Linked DNA regions of Homo sapiens: region 2 is linked to region 1. Evidence: chromatin contacts called from ENCODE Hi-C or POLR2A ChIA-PET data. All regions are on one chromosome and are shown on one strand. Each heading gives the region's core, a stretch centred on a gene start or an enhancer-like site at or near the end of the contact. The rest is flanking DNA. Distances are from core to core; before and after follow the strand shown.

Evidence for each region. A loop is a pair of places that touch in the nucleus more often than their neighbours do. ChIA-PET counts read pairs that join two places held with the same protein, here RNA polymerase II (POLR2A). Pooled maps may share reads with other maps.
Region 2: a map of ascending aorta shows a loop between it and region 1 (4-fold over the local background). The contact joins the promoter of TSHZ3 here to the promoter of URI1 in region 1. A Hi-C loop is called at or near these places in 1 of 168 maps with a recorded cell type or tissue (ascending aorta) and 10 of 50 pooled maps. POLR2A ChIA-PET finds 5 or more read pairs at or near these places in 1 of 52 experiments (activated naive CD4-positive, alpha-beta T cell).

What each region holds. Positions count from the first base shown.
Region 1 is chr19:29,940,840-29,943,539 of GRCh38, reverse strand. URI1 (URI1 prefoldin like chaperone) reads right to left here and starts at 1,301. Exons shown (of 11, transcript NM_003796.3): 1 at 876-1,301. The coding sequence starts at 992. RefSeq lists a silencer at 776-1,445 and an enhancer at 1,466-1,555.
Region 2 is chr19:31,348,020-31,350,719 of GRCh38, reverse strand. TSHZ3 (teashirt zinc finger homeobox 3) reads left to right here and starts at 1,284. Exons shown (of 2, transcript NM_020856.4): 1 at 1,284-1,540. The coding sequence starts at 1,501. TSHZ3-AS1 (TSHZ3 antisense RNA 1) reads right to left here. Exons shown (of 3, transcript XR_002958388.2): 1 at 1,803-2,700.

The DNA of each region.
Region 1 (2,700 bases), core at 52-2,551:
AACCCTTTATAATCCATGCTCTTCCAAACATGACATAAAATATTTTAAGCAAATTAAATACTGCTTTTCAAAGTAACAATTTCAAGACACTTGAGGGGACAGAATCAATCTGAAAGACCACAGAATCCACAGAAAAATCAGATTTAACAATAAAACTATTTCTTAAATTGGGAATACTTCTTTATATAAAGTCCCACTAGGAAACACAAAACTTTGTACCCTTTTCACCAGTAGTTTAAAACTCATTTATTATACGATGAAATTAAAATTTGTAAAAATGAGCCGGGTGCGGTGACTCAGGCCTATAATCCCAACACTTTGGGAGGCGAGGTGGGGAAGGGTAGGAGGGGGAGGATCGCTTGAGGCCAGAAGTTCGAGATTAGCCTGGGCAACATAGTGAGACTCTCTTTTTTTTTTAATGTTTAAATGGCATTATATTGTGACAAATATTAAATAACCAAATATTGCACAGGAAGCATTATCATGACAAACGCGGTAAAACTTTTCCGTGCAATCAAAGAGCAACAAACAGTACACATTTTAAGCAATGTTTAGGTCATTACAAGCTACAAATATTAAGGCGAACGCTTCCGTTGACAGCGTGCTGCCCCCGCCCCCAAATTCCCACGCGCTGCCGCACGCCTTCAGCTCAGAAGCCCCCTTTCCTGGGCAGGCGAACGGGCTGCACACCCCTCACTCCGCTGCGAAGTCAAAGGGCTGCAGACAAAGACAACAGAAGCACGTGACAAAAGTTTATCCCCGTTCCCTCCGGGGGCCCGGGCAGCTGGGCCTAGGCCACGCGGGGCGGCGGCCCAGAGCACAGGCAGGGGCAGCCCGGCGGGCGGAGGCGGAAGCGGCGCGGGGCTGCTAGTTACCTTTTCCTGCTCCTCGCGCAGCCGCGCCACATCCGGGGCGCGCAACGGAACCAGGGCAGGGGCCGGGGCCGAAGGGGGCGAGGGGTCGGGGGGCGTCTCCACGGTGGGCGCCTCCATGACGGGCCCGCGGGCCTCAGCGCGGCGTGTGAGTCCTGAACCAGCGCCTGCGCAGGCGGCGCGGCCGGCAGTTGCCCAGCGCCCGCGCGCCCGCCCTCAGGCACCGCGCGCCCCGCGCCCAGGAGGCCGCGCCCGCCGCCGCCGCTGCTGTTCGCGTCCGCGCCGCCCGCTGCCGCATCTCACACGTGCATGTCCCCGCCGCCGCCGCCCCGCAGCGGGCTCCGAGTAGCAGGCCGCCTGCCAGGTACCGAGACGCCTCTCCGGTGCGGGCCCAGCCAGGCGTCGCGTGGCGGCCGCGCCTCCCCACACGCCCCGCCTCTCGCGGCACGCCGGAAGCAAGCGCGCAGGCCCCGCCCCCGACACGCCCAGCTCGCGCAGGCCCCGCCCCCAGGGGAGTGCGCTTGATGCGAACCGCGTGGCTGGGGCTGGCGGTGTCCGCGCTGGGCTGCGTTTGTATCCCTCTGGAAGCTTACATTTTATGCCGATATTTCTTTCTTTTTTTTTTTTTGAGATTACGTATATGAAAGCACTAAATATAGGCTTTGGAACCTTAAAAAAAAAAAGCTTACATTCTATAGAAGCTCCACGCCCAGGAAACGCTCGGCAACAAGAGCCGCGTGTCGCCTTGAGTGCCCCATCTCCCTCCCCGTCGTTTGGCGCTGCATCTGTATCTAGGAGCTTAATTCATGTACTAGAGCTGTTTCATAAGCACATTTAATTTTAGCAAATTCAACTCTTTCTGTGCCTTTTTAGTGAGTTGAAATATACAATTATATTTTGCATGTTCATTAATTACTGTACACATTGTATTTTCTCTTATATAAATTAAGCTACTGTACTAATTTTAATATGCTGCTATGAATGGACTAAGAAATTTTCCAAGGATAACTTTGCCCCCACTTTTCTTTTTTTTTTTTTTTTTTTTAAGAGACTGAGTCTTGGTCTGTCGCCCGGGCTGGAGTGCAGTAGTGCCATCATTTCTCACTGCAGCCTCAAACTCCTAGACTCAAGCGATCTTCCCACCTCAGCCTCAGGAGTAGCTGGGACCACTGGCCCGCACCAACACATCCTGTTAATTTTTCTATTTTTTGTAGAGGCGGGGTCTCCCTATGTTGCCCAGGCTGGTCTTGACATTAAGCGAGCCTCCTGTCTTAGCTAACCTCCTGTCTTGGATTCCCTGAAGTGCTAGGATTACAGGTGTGAGCTACCACACCTGGCCGTTCCAATTATTTTAGAACTCCTGTGCCCACTTCCTCCTACAGCCCTTTGTACAGCCTCCTATTAACCTAACTGCGTGAAAGTGGCCTTGCCTTATCTGCTGCAGTCGCTAGCAGTAAAGATGGGTCGTGTTCGTTCCACATCATACAGACAAGTCTAGGCAGAGAGATGCCTGCAGAGTCACAGCCTGGTGTGCCTGCTTGCTCTGCTTCTCTTCCCTCACTCCTGCCCAGCTCCCAAGTCCAGATCCACCCTTTTTTTCCTTTTTATGGCTTCAAAGGAAGAAAGCAAGGACAACTTGGGAAAAGATAAATGTTCATTCCTGTCTTTTCCTCACTGCATATCCAACCATCATCACCTCTGGAACAGCCAGGACCTGACCATTGTTACCATCTCTTCTACCACCACCATCCTCTCTCCATCCCCAGCCACCTCAGCAACCATTGATCTGGCCTTGCTGCCCCTACTCTTGTCCCTTGTAATGGAGATC
Region 2 (2,700 bases), core at 35-2,534, 1.4 Mb before region 1:
GTAAGTGAGCCCGCGTCGCCCCGCCGCCCACGCCGCCCAGCCAGCTCCTTCTTGCCGCGGCCAGTCGGCCGGGCCGGCCCGGAGCCTCAGCGACCCCGATCACCAATCAATAATCAATCCCTCTAGTCCAGCAGCCCCGGCAGGCCGGGCGCGGGACACGGCGCGGCGGCCCCCTAGGCTCTCGGGGGGAGCCCCTGGCGGGGGATGGGCAGGGGAGCCCGGTTTCCTTCTCCCGCCCCCGTCCCGCCCTAGGATCGGCCCGCGCCGTGGATGGGGGGCGCGGCCCGGCTCCCGGGGGCGAGGGGCGGGGTGGAGGGACCCTGATCATCCCAAAGTCAGGAGAGGAAACTTGAAGGAACCCCCTCCCACACCGACCCCCGGGACGGGCCCAGGAAAGTTTGTCCGGGGAAAAAAAATTGGGGGAAGTGGCTACGGCGGGTCCTGGGGGAGGAGCTGGGTGGCGCGGGGTCTGAGGGCTGCCCCCACCCGCCCCGGCCCGCGCCCGCCTCCTCCCTGGAGGGGGCCTGCCCGTGGGCTCTGGCTTCCCCGGGGGACGCCAGCCCCGGCCCGGGGACCACGCTGGGGGCTCCGGAGTCGGCGGGTGGAGAGGAGTGCGAGCCGGGTGGGGCAGCTGGGGGGTGGCTGGGGACGAACGCTGGGTGGGAATAGGGGTGGGGGGTAACGAGCGCCCCGGGACGGGCTCGGCGGGGCTGGCGCCGCGCCCCCGCGTGTGCGCACGGGGCGGAGGCGGAGGGGCGGCACCCCTTTCGCTGGCGGGGCGGGGGTCCCACGCGGGCCTGGGGCCGGGGGCGGGGGCGCGGCGCCCCCGCGGGCGGGCGATTGACACGATCATCTCCTTTTCCTTTAAGCTTGCCTGTTGCCGACGCCGCCGCTCCAGCCGCGCCACGGGCAGAAGACTGGACCGCCGAGCCCCGGGCCGCGGCGGCGGCTGCGCGTCCCCCCGGATGCCGTGACCCCCGGCCTAGGGGCGGGGGCCGGGGCAGTACCGGTCCGGGCCGCTCCCGCGCTCCTCCTCCCACCGCTCTGCCCGCCCTCTCCCCGCCCCCCAGCCCCGAACCCCGCGCACCTCGTCTGGGGACGGGGCGGGGGGGGGCAGGGCCGCCGCTCCTCCCCGCCCCCTCCTCCTCTGGCCTCTGGAGCGATTTGTCAAACTTCCCATTCCGCCGGCAGCGCGGTCCTCCTCCTCCTCCTCCACCTCCTCCTCCTCTGCCTCCTCCTCCCCCCCGTGCTCCTCCCTCCCCGAGCCTCCCTCGCCCGCCCTCCTTCTTCCCTCCGCACGTTCGGGGTTCGCGGCGGAGCGCGGCGCGGGGGGGACGCGGAGAGCCTGGGCGCAGCAGCATCCTGCGGGCGGCCGCTCTCCGGGGGGGAGGCTGAGAGCAGGCCCGCCTCGCCCCCCCGCGGGCCCGCCGCCCCCTCCCTCCCTGTCCTCAGCCCGGCAGCGGCGGCGGCGGCGGCAGTGGCAGTCGCCGGAGAAGCATCATGCCGAGGAGGAAGCAGCAGGCGCCCCGGCGCGCAGCAGGTACGAGCCGCTTCCCCTTCCTTCTGCTCTCCTCCTCCTCTTCCTCCGCTCGCCCCGCGCCTCCAGCGGGCGCGACCCCGCTCCTCGCCCCGCTCTTCTGCCCGCACTGAGTAACTCCGGGCGCCGCTCTCCTGTTTGGGTGCGTGCGCCCGCCTCGGGTACCGGGCGCCCCCCGGACGCCCCGCCGCGCTCTGCCCTCTTCCCTCTCGCACCCATTTGGGGAGCCGCTCGCGGAGCGCGCTGAGCCGCGCCAGGTCCCTACCTCCTCAGCTCTCCGGCTGCAGAGGGAATGGGAAGCAACCCCGGCCTGGCTCTTTCTGTGGGTGGCGGGCGGGGTCACCTGAGTTCCCCGGGACATCTTCCGCGTCCTCCGAGCGGCCGACCGCCGGGGGACTGCCTGGTGTCCGCCGAGCCAGGGAGCGCGAACGAGTGAGCGAGCCGGTCCCCTCGGCCACCTTAGTACTAACACGATTGATTCCTCATTTCTTGGGCCCAAACTGGGCACAGCGGTGGAACCCGGAGCGCACAGGGTCTGGGTATTGTCAGATGACTGTCAAGTCCATGTTAGATGCTGGCGTTTCCTTCTCCCCTGTTTGTGTTTCCTCGCCCCCACCCCCTCCTTGTACTGCTGCTCCCACCCTCATCTCCGCATAGCACTTAGTTCTGGGACGTGTCTGAGTACTTTTTTGTTCCTCCTTTTTTTTTTTTTTTCTTCTTCTTTAACCGGGAGTGTCAACTCCTGTTAAGACTGAGCCGATTTTTTTCTTTTCTTTTCTGGAAAACGCATCATTGAAAACAAAACAAAAACCACACACATAACATTATTTTGCAATAATGTCGGTTGGGGGCATGTTGCCTGGAAGAAGGGTTTCTGGCCCGTTGCCATCCTTGATTTGATGACTGATTGATCGCCCGTCATGCTGCTGCCTTTGATCTATTCATTCCCAATAAACATCAATAAATCACTTGCAATAGTGAGGCCAAGCTCTGTGACGTCAGGAGGGCCCTGTCAGTGCAACTTTGGGATTTGGGGCGGATTGCCGAGAGGACCACATATGGACGTGATGTATTTTGATATGAGTAACACTCAGATGTGCAGAGGTTCAGATGCTCCCTGAAGGGGAGGGTTAAGTGGGGCTTCCTTTCTTTTCTTTTCTCTT